2 separate regions of the Homo sapiens genome follow, and region 1 is linked to region 2. A link is an interaction called in ENCODE POLR2A ChIA-PET data of the cell type or tissue named here. Cell type or tissue: Panc1. All regions are shown on one strand. Each heading gives the region's core, and the rest is flanking DNA. Links, peaks and the distances in the headings are about the cores only.

Region 1 (5,388 bases), core at 228-5,227, 110 kb after region 2:
GCAAAATGGAAAAATATTTCCTTTATACATTCTTCTTCTTAACTTCAGTGTGTGCTTTGCTTACTGTTAGGGGGGCTTTGAAAGTTTTTCTAAAAGGGAAATAGAGAAAGAATAGAGTTGTTCAAGTGCTCTAAAACGAAGAGAATGTGGGTCCTTTTATAAGAAGCCATTTAACCTCATTCTACTTCAATTTCACCTCTTTCTAAATGTGTCTGGAATAGGGGTGAAAGGGCAACGGCCCCTGTGCTTGTGATGCATTAAAGTTTGGAAAGGGAGAGAGAGCTGCGGTGGTAGATGAATCCTACATTAATGTGTGTTAGAATGTCCCAAGTATGTTCCCTTAGTCTTTTTGAAAACAGCAGGTAGAAGCAAATGGCCTCCCTCCTCCTTTCGACACTTCTCACAAATTTTTCTTTAAGAGATTCAGAGGATGTAATGCAAAGTATCAGCATGGGTTTTGGGTCACACATGCCCAGGGTGGGATTCTAGTCCTTCAGTTTGCTAGCTGTATGCAGTTAGCCAAATGACACAATTCCTCTGAACTTCAGTTTTCTTATTGGTAAAATGTACAGAAGACCTAACTTTTCCATTTGCTACAAGGATTACAGAAAGTGATGCCAGTTGCCTAGAATAGTAGGTGCTCAACAAATACTAACTGATGTTATTGTTCTTGTGATGAGTTCAGATGGGAAACATACTATGAAATCAAGATTTATTCAGGACCAAGTAGTTGGGGGGCGTTGTGCAAAGGCCAAGATTTTATTCCTCTCTAAAAGGATCTTACAGGCTGGGCACGGTGTATCATGCCCATAATCCCAGCATTTTGGGAGGCCGAGGCGGGTGGATCTCCTGAGGTCAGGAGTTCAAGACCAGCCTGGCCAACATGGTGAAACTCCATCTCTACTAAAAATACAAAAATTAGCCAGGTGTGGTGGCAATCACCTGTAGTCCCAGCTACTCAGGAGGCTGAGGCAGGTGAATCGCTTGAACCCAGGAGGCAAAGGTTGCAGGGAGCCGAGATCATGCCACTGTACTCCAGCCTGGGCGACAGAGCAGGACTCCATCTCCAAAATAAATAAATAAATAAATAAATAAATAAATAAAAGGCTGTGAGAACAGCCTTGTTGGGAAAGTAGGCAAGTGTGCATGTGATTCCTGTCCAAAGTGGTGAGTGCCATAATCAAGATATATATACTGTATCCTAGTGGAGTCAGGGAATCTGCCCATATTCAACATCAAAGACTGCTACAATGGAAAACAGGAGTTTCAACTTAAGGTAGGTAAACTTGCAGGACTTCTTCAAATCAATAGTCTTAAAAAGGACCTTTTCCCCAAATTAGATTTTAGCAAATTCAGAAGATTGAGTGGATCTTTTCTCCTACCATTTTATTTTTATAGTAGCTTTCTGGTCAAAGAATTTATTGTACAAGTGTACAACATGATATGCTTTGTCACATTTCTAGTAATATAGGAGAGAAAAACCCTGTCTCAACCACATAATACAACATCTGACATGCCTGGATCAATTTTTGATTATTTTATCAAATGTTTTGGATCACTGCATGTTTGATCACTAGATTTCTATAAAATTATTTTTGCAAAAATGAAAATGTCAGTCAATTTTGGTGGGGAGGTATTATGATCAAAGACTGGACAGAGAAGTCACAAGCCTTTAATATCTTCTTCCCTTCTTTGTCATTCCATGACACCATGGACAGGATGTGGTCAGTGAAGCCAGACTTCATTTCATGTTGCTTGTTGTTTTGTATGTTTGAAGCCTGATCCCAGCTGTATTTGAAACAGAGATTTCAAAGTGTTTCTAATCAAATATTTTGGGAGGGCCGGGTGCGGTGGCTCATGCCTGTAATCCCAGCACTTTGGGAGGCCGAGGCGGATGGATCACGAGGTCAGGAGATCGAGACTATGCTGGCTAACATGGTGAAACCCTGTCTCTACTAAAAAATACAAAAAATTAGCCGGGCGTGGTGGCGGGTGTCTGTAGTCCCAGCTACTCAGGAGGCTGAGGCAGGAGAATGGCGTGAACCCGGGAGGCGGAGCTTGCAGTGAGCCGAGATCGCGCCACTGCACTTCAGCCTGGGCGACAGAGTGAGACTCCGTCTCAAAAAAAAAATATTTTGGGAGATCATTTGCATATTTGGGAGATCATTTCCTTTAAGAGGAAAACAAAAATACATAAATTCTCCTGTGCCAAGAACAAACACACTGCATGAGCAAGCAATTTTTCCTCTTTTTCTCTCATTCACTATTCAAACCAGATTTAAAAGAAAAATTTTAGATCACTATTCCCAATTGTAGAAGTAATAGATATTTGTTGCAAAATATATAAAAATTGGAAAATAAAAATCACTGTATTTAAAAATCACTAACCAGAAGTAACTACTTTTGGCATTTTAATTTTAGTAGAATAAAAATTTACTTTCCAGAAGTATTGGCGTAAACTGTGGGTACTCTTCATGACTAAAGTGTGAAAAGGTACACTAAAAAGAAACCTGGAGGGTATGCATGTGTGGGGGCAGTGCGTATATGGGAAATTTGTTACTTCTCTTCAATTGTGCTGTGAACCTAAAACTGTTCTAAAAAATAAAGTCTATTAGAATCCAATGACTTTGGCTTTTTTTTTTTTTTTAATACTCACATACATAGGTTTTTTCCATGACATCGTGTGAAAGAAAGTATATGTGCATGTGTGTCTGTGTAAAATTATATTTTTAGTTTTACTTATCTGAAAATTGAGCTGTTAATGTGCCTGGTAAGAAGGCAAACAGGCTAGTTGCTATGGCGAAAGCACTAGTAAGAAAAGACAGAAGATCTTCACAAAAGTACACGTGGTTACCAAAACACTGAAGTTTCCACCCTCTTATACAAAAATCTCACTTGATTTGATATCCCAAGTACCAGAGGGCCTAGGAGGGGTCAGCTGTCTCCTGGACAGTTTTGTCTCCTGGACAGTTTTGTGACCTGATTTTGATTACACCCTTAAGAACCTTTGCTCATTAAACATCCCTGACCCTTGTTGAAAAGACCTTTTTAAATTGGACCCAAATAATTAAGGTAGATATTTAGAAGTCAGAAATGTGAAGTTGAATGATCTAGTTTGATACTCTGTCCTCCTTTGCTCTGTGGTCCCTTTCTCACTGAAGCCTTCCTTGACCTCTCTATTAAAAATTATAATCCCCTTCCACTCTCTTTCCTGTTTTAATTTTTTCCGTAACATCTTACATATTTATTTATTTTACATATTCTTTTTTCACAATTTCAACTTTTATTTTAGATTCAGGGTGTGTGTGTGTAGATTTGTTACATGGGTATATTGTGTGATTCTGAGGTTTGAGGTATGCTTGATCCCATCACCCAGACAGTGAGCACAGTACCCAAAAGTTTTTCAGTCTTTGCCCTTCCTTCTCTCTTCCTCCTTTGTTACTCCCTAGTGTCTGATGTTGTCATTTCTATGTCCATGAGTATGCAATGTTTATCTCCCACTTACAGTATTTGGTTTGCTGTTCCTGCGTTAATTTGCTTAGGATAAAGGCCTGTAGCTGCATCCATGTTGCTACAAAGAACAGGATTTTATTCTTTTTAATGGCTGCATAGTATTCCAATATTTTACATATCTTCTATTTCTCTCACTGGAATGCGAGTGCCATGAGGGTAAACACTTTTGTCTGTTCTTTTCTGCTGAATCTCTAGCTCCTGGAACAGGAGCACTTGGGCACACTGAACACTTGAGTGTCAGGGTTTGTTGGGTGTCTTAGTAAATTAGAGATTTATGTTATGCTTATAAAAGACAAGTCTCAGAGAATGGTCCTGAATGGGGAGGTTGAAATAAAACAGTTTAAATTGCTCTGCACATTTAAGCAATGGAGAGGTTTTAGTTTGTTTTCTTTTGGCAGTTCAAGAGGGTAAGAGAAGAATGAAGAGACTGGATTCATGGAAGAGCAATATGGGAAAAACAGTCTATAAGGTCTATCTTTACCTCCAGTCTCTTGCTAACCTGAGAAAACCTGGGGGTTCCCTATCCTTAGTGTTCCTGTTTTACAGCATGTGACCCCATCATGCAGTCTCTGTCCTTTCTTATTAGACCCACCTGACCTGGGACAGTTAAGAGATTTCCTGGGGTGGCGAATAGCCAGCGAAGACTATTTTCAGTTTGAAGCTGGTTTTCAATTTGAAATTGTATCTTGTGCTGTGAAGTAATTAGCTTGTTATCTTTATACCTCATTAAATCTAGTGACACAACATAGCACATTAAAGTTTGAGAAAATTAAAAAACTGTACACTTAGAGATAATAGAACATAAATTTGAGGGAAAAGAATAAACAGCAAAATTAAACAAAATATGAAAGAAAAGTTGAGACCTAGAAAATAAATTCAGAAGGTCCAATAGTTGATTATTAGATAGTATGAAAAAGGGCAAGAGAGAATTGTCATATAATGATGAGAGACAATTTATTATTGTTGAGAAAATACAAGTTTTTATTTTAGATAGATTCAAGTGTGGCCAAACAATCTAGACATTGACTTACAAAATATCAATAAAGCAAAGGTAATGACAAGACTCTGATAGCTCTCAGGAAAAAAAAGTTATGTAAAGTTGGATAACAAACAGATTGATATAAGATTTCTCTTTGGTAACAATGGGTATATAACACAATATCTTCAAAATGCTGAGGGAAATATTTTTTGAAGCTAGAATTATATATATAAACCATTTTAGTCCAGTATAAAGGTATAAATGAAGACATTTTAGAGAAGGTCACATAATGTTTCCCTTTTACATAGCCAATCTGAAGAAAATATTTGACAACATGGCTTACAGAAATGTAACGTGAAGCAAAAAACAATAGGAAGTCAAGAAATAAATGATGGAATTAACCCAAAGATATAAAGACTGGAATACAGGAATGCTAGCTAAGTAGTATGGAAAACAAGTCAAAACTAGCAGAAAATGCAAAGTACTCCAAGAATGACATCAGGAAGAGTGGAATGGATTAACTCAATTGCTACGAAAAGCTGGAAGATCTTATTGGCAAAATGAGGAAAACATGCAAATACTGATAAAGGGAAAAAATCTGTAAGGAAAGATTTGGCCAAGTATGAAGAAAACTGGGATATGGCATAATTTTGAGAAGTTGATGGACTCTAAGAAAACATATGTTCCCTTCAGTTCCCCTAGGATTCATCACATTGGATCGATAGATATGGAAATATAGTCTTACCATACAATGTGGCTTTTCCTAAGAAAATAGTTTTCTGACATTGGCACAATGTTTTTTATGCTTCAAATATCAGAATCAGCCTATAAATAAAGCACCAATGAATTATGTACAATTATGAAACAGCTTAAGTGTAATCAGATAATATTGTCTT
Region 2 (5,388 bases), core at 86-5,085:
TGTAAAAATGCAGGGATATATCCTGTCTTTCCAAAATGACTTGTACCTCAGGGCAATCCAGTAGTTAGCAAAGGGGCACTTCTCTTTCTTTTTTCTTAAAGACAGGTCTCACTCTGTCACCCACAATGGGAGTGCAGTGGCTCAATCTTGTCTGCAACCTCTGCCCCCTGGGCTCAAGCAATCCTCCCACCTCGGCCTCCCAAGTAGCTGCGACTACAGGCACGCGCCACCATGTCCAGCTAATTTTTAATTTTTTTTTAGAGAAAGTGTTTTGCCATGTTGCCTCAGCTGGTCTCAAACTCCTAAATTCTCTCTCCTCAGCCTCTCAAAGTGCTGAGAGCGATCCTCTCTCCTCAGCCTCTCAAAGCGCTGGGATTACAGGCACAAGCCACTGCACCCGGCCCGGGACATTTTTCTTTATAAACACATTTAGTTAAGAAGTGAAGAAGAAATGATATAACTACAGCATTACTGTTTTGCAACTCATAATACAAACATAGGCCTAGGCATTGATGATTAATGACTGCTAATTTTACAAAACAGAGATAGCCAGATACTATGGCCTCCTAATTCAAGTACATACCATCTAACAAGTGTTATTGTAGAAAAAAAAAAAAAGAAAAAATCCTGAATCTGATTGAACTCCAGATCTAACTACTAACTTTCTTGATTGCATCATAAGAATTAGTGTTGCTGAGAGCTGTATAATTAAACTAGGGACAGAGGAGCATGTTAAGCAACACTGTGAATATGCAATTAACAAAATCTAGATCGTGGAAATTCTACAGGTCTAAAGACTTACTTCGTTTAACAAATATCAGGAAAATTTGAATACTGTCTTGGATATTTGATGATATTAAGGAACTGTTAATTTATCTAGGTATGATAATGGAATTGTGGTTATATTTAAAGAAAATGGTACTGATCTTTCAGATATACATCAAAATATCTTGAGATGAAATAATATGATATCTGAGATTCGCATGAAATAATTCAGTGGGAAATGGTACAGTGGTGGATGAAAAGTAGCTGTGAATATAGATAAAACAAAATTTACTTGAGGTTTTAATTGTTGAAGCTGGGTGATGCATAGATAATAAGTAGTTCATTATGCCATTTTCTTTACTTTTGCATATATTCACAATTTTTAATAAGGAAAATTAGAAATAAATTCTCATTTTGAATATGTAAAAACCATGTCTAAAGCAGGATTCCTTGGAAAAATGCAGATTTGGGGAACTGTACAAAGATTTTATCATTCCAGAAATGAAGAAAGTTATTGAAGACTTTAGGGGTCATGTTGCAGGGACTAAGTAGCCTAATTGAAGAGGTTTCCACTAATGAAAATAATGGATCTAGACAATGATTATCAATGGCAGCTAACAACTCAAAAGGAGAAATAACTAGACATTAAATGCATCATAACGGAAGTACACAATACCACCTAAGAAGCATTCTTACAAAAATTTAATACCTGAAATGATCAAGCTTCTAGATCTAACTATAGAAAGTACAAGAGACAGAGGAATATATTCAATATCATTACAAGGAAGCAATTAGAAAAGTCCAGACTGAGAAACTCTATTGACAAATGACCTAGGCTCTTCTCCTCAAATGAACTGAAGGAGAGAAGAGGGGAAGGGGTGAAGAAAGAATAAGAGAGAGTGAGAGCAGAAGAGAAAGAGGGAATCTATAGTTTACAGGAGTCTTAAGAGACATTTTTAACAATTAAATGTTACGGACATCTTTTAGATTTTATTCAAAAAGTATTTTGAAAATTTGACAGGGAAATTTCAACACTGGATATGTGAAAATAATAATTATTGTTAATTTTTTAGTATTTAATGTTATTTTGGCTTTTTAAAAGCAAAGTAGTCCTAATCTTTCAGTAATATACTATGAAATATTTATGGATATAATGATATGAACTGTGACTTATTTTATAATAACCCAGAAGTTGAGTTACAGCATAATAAAAATTGACCACAAGTTGATAATTGTTGAAACTAGACAATAAGTAATCGAATGAGCTATTCTATTCTTTCTACCTTTGTACATTTGAAAGTCACATTATAAAATGTTAATAACAACAAAACTCCAAAAGCCAAGGCCCAAAGACATTTAGTGACTTGCCCGATACTATGTATGTAATTAGGAGCAGTTCAGACCTGAAACTGGACTCTTGACTTCCAATCAAATACTCTTTCCCTTATAACAAGCTGTTTTGCAGGGAAGCCAAACTTCTGGGATACCAGATACCTGCCCAAAGCTTGACAAGTCAATGGGTGAACTGGGAAATACACTATGGTGCTATCAAATACTCATACAAGCAGCTCATCAGCAAGCAGCCAAGTGGCAAATTGGGATTGCCTGGGAGTGCACAGCAGCTGTTGACTTTTGAAGTATTGCCCGGAGCTCTTGGCTTTTCCCCATTTGGTCTTTAAGAGAGCCATTTGAAAAACAGGCTAGCCTTCAGAATGCCCAAACATAGTTGAAAGGCTGCTTAGTTTGTACCTAGACTTTTCTTGATTGCATCATAACAATGTTTTTGCTGAGATTTATATAGTAAGACCAACATGATGTCTCATGATGATAGCTAAGGTTACAGGGCCTGGACATCAGAGATTAGAGGATAGTCAGGTTGGAGTTTATTTATTTATTTAATTTTTGAAATGGAGTTTCACTGTTATCACCCAGGCTGGAGTGCAATGGTGTGATCTTGGCTCATTGCAACCTCCACCTCCCGGGTTCAAGCAATTCTCCTGCCTCAGCCTCCGGAGTAGCTGGGATTACAGGCGCCTGCCACCACGCCTGGTTGATTTTTGTATTTTTAGTACAGATGGGGTTTCACCATGTTGGCCAGGCAAGTCTCGAATTCCTGACCTCAGGTAATCTGCTTATTTCCACATTTACTAAGTTGGCTGATTCACTGGACACTAAAGCTAAGTAACCTTTGATGTGGGTCTGGCATTGTTGAGACACCTGAGCTGGTGAGAAGGTCTGTGGGCAGATGAATAATGAAGATCATACCGAAATTCAGAAAGGTGACAAAATAGCAGTGGCAGCAGTACCCAATCAGGAAAAAGGCAGGCAAATCCTTCAAAGTCAGCAAATACTGAACCAATATTTAAATGCAGCTAGCTAGGCACATGCTCATTGCCATTACATATCATCCTTATTTCTGGGTTTTCTTACAATGTATTCAGAGGTAGACGATCTCTGTGGAGGGGATTTGTGGGAAAGAAAGGCAAGGTCATATTTTTCTATTGTCAGTGCTAATATTAATACTCTCAGCTTTTCAAAGTCGGTATTCAGGTGGTTGCTCCTGGTGGAGATCTATTGCTTTCTCCTGTCCAGTGTCCCGTTTGTTTTTCCAGCAACATCCCATACTTTCTTTGAAAAACAATCACTTCCCCATCATGTGCAGTGTTGGTAAAATTGTTAATCAAATGGGCACCTCAGTGAAGTTTTGCTAATCTGACTCTTTCTAGAGGAAGTTTGGATATTGCAGTTATGATTCACCCCAGCAGTGGCATCCTATAAGAGAGTGGCTATTGGATCATGCTCCTGGAGCTCCAGAACTTAGCTACTCAGAAACTTACCTTTAATTTTGTTATTTGTTCCCTATGATCTATAAGATTCTCTTTTTGCTTAAGTCAGAATTGGTTTATGTTGCTTAAAACCAAATCTAAATGACATACCATTCACAAATCATAGCCAGCTACTAAAGGAACAAATCAAGAATATTTAATATTCCTCTAGTATGAGGTAAGGCAGTACTTTGAGCCATACTTAACACAGGTTTTTGGCATCTAGTAGAATAAAATCTTTTTTTTTTTCTGAGACGGAGTCTCGCTCGGTCACCCAGGCTGGAGTGCAGTGGCGTGATCTCGGCTCACTGCAAGCTCCGCCTCCTGGGTTCACGCCATTCTCCTGCCTCAGCCTCCCGAGTAGCTGGGACTACAGGCGCCCGCCACTATGCTCAGCTACTTTTTTTGTATTTTAAGTAGAGATGGGATTTCACTGTGTTAGCCAGGATGGTCTCGATCTCCTGACCTTGTGATCCGCCTGCCTTAGCCTCCCAAAGTGCTGGGATTACAGGCGTGAGCCACCACGCCTGGCCTAGAATCAAATCTTTTTTGCTCTTTGACTTATTCTTAGAGAAAAATCAATTAGGATACTGAAATTTTGGTGCATTTTTGGTTTTCCTTTTTCTCTTGAAAAAAAATTCATTGAAAAGTCATATTTATATGAGCTCACAGTGCAATATACCAATTTCACACTCATATTTTTCTTTCTTTCTTTTTCTTTTTTTTTCTTTTTTTTGAGACAGGGTCTCTCCCTGTTGCCTAGGCTGGAGTGCAGTGGCACAATAACAACTCACCGCAGCCTCGACCTCCTGGACGCAAGTGATCATAGTTTTATTTCTATGCCTTCTGAAGGACTAGATACAGAAGACAGTAATAGCTTGAGCCTGAGATGGGAAAAAACTTTCTTAAAATCAAAGAAAATTCATGATGGCCAGAATTTACACACTGCTTCAATTCTTTTCATCTATATTTTCAAAAAGATACTTGGTCATACTTTGCAAAACTTGTCACAGAAAAGAAATTATAGTCTGGATAAACAAAGAGTAAATGTAAGTGATAAATACTTTTAGTTAAATATTCATTTGACTACAGAGTGAATCAAGACCATTTTTTGGAAACCTTGAGAGACAGGAATGGGCTTCTTACCAGATAAGAAATGCAATAAGCCTTTCTTATTTACAGGTCATGTGCAATCCCTTGAAGATGGATGATTATCTTTAGCCTTCGGGTAGGGACAAAGTAGAACTCTGGAGCATTTTTCATTTCTTAGGTTCATTCATGAAGGTCCATTGTGGCTCCCTGTTATAAACTGAATTGTGTCTCCACCAAATTCATATGTTGAAGCTCTAACCACCAATGTGGAGATAGGACTTTTTTTTGTTTGAGATGGAGTCTTGCACCATCGCCTGGGCTGGAGTGCAATGGTGCCATCTCAGCTCACTGCAACCTCTGCCTGCCTGGTTCACGCAATTCTCCTGCCTCAGCCTCCCGAGTATCTGGGACTGCAGGCGTGCACCACCACACCTGGCTAATTTCTTGTATTTTTAGTAGAGATGGGGTTTCACTATGTTGGCCAGACAGGTCTTGAACTCCTGACCCAGTGATCCTCCCACCCTGGCCTCCCAAAGTGCTGGGATTACAGGCGTGAGCCACTGCCACCGGCCAGAGATAGGAGTTTTAAGGAGGCATTTAAAATTAAATGAGGTCACCAAGGTGGGGCCCTAATCCAATAGGATGGGTGTTCATATAAGAGGAGGAAGGGACACTAGAGATTCCTCTCTTTCCGTGCTCACATGGC

Evidence for each region. ChIA-PET counts read pairs that join two places held together with the same protein. Peaks named below come from ENCODE experiments on the same cell type or tissue, not always from the same donor. Only the 100,000 strongest peaks of a DNase experiment are listed, where the experiment ranks them.
Region 1: POLR2A ChIA-PET joins it to region 2 with 11 read pairs; 2 of 35 experiments call an interaction of 5 or more read pairs at or near these places.

Annotation. Positions count from the first base shown.
Region 1 is chr5:125,066,136-125,071,523 of GRCh38, forward strand. The region is part of intron 2 of LOC101927421 (a long non-coding RNA gene); the gene reads left to right. Among named protein-coding and RNA genes, the nearest start is that of ZNF608, 320 kb to the left of the region's middle. In Panc1, for the core only: no CTCF peak of the experiment used is centred there; no DNase peak of the experiment used is centred there; H3K27ac peaks cover 320 bases.
Region 2 is chr5:124,954,294-124,959,681 of GRCh38, forward strand. LOC107986391 (a long non-coding RNA gene) reads left to right here. Exons shown (of 5, transcript XR_001742528.2): 4 at 4,334-4,639. Among named protein-coding and RNA genes, the nearest start is that of ZNF608, 210 kb to the left of the region's middle. In Panc1, for the core only: no CTCF peak of the experiment used is centred there; no DNase peak of the experiment used is centred there; H3K27ac peaks cover 277 bases.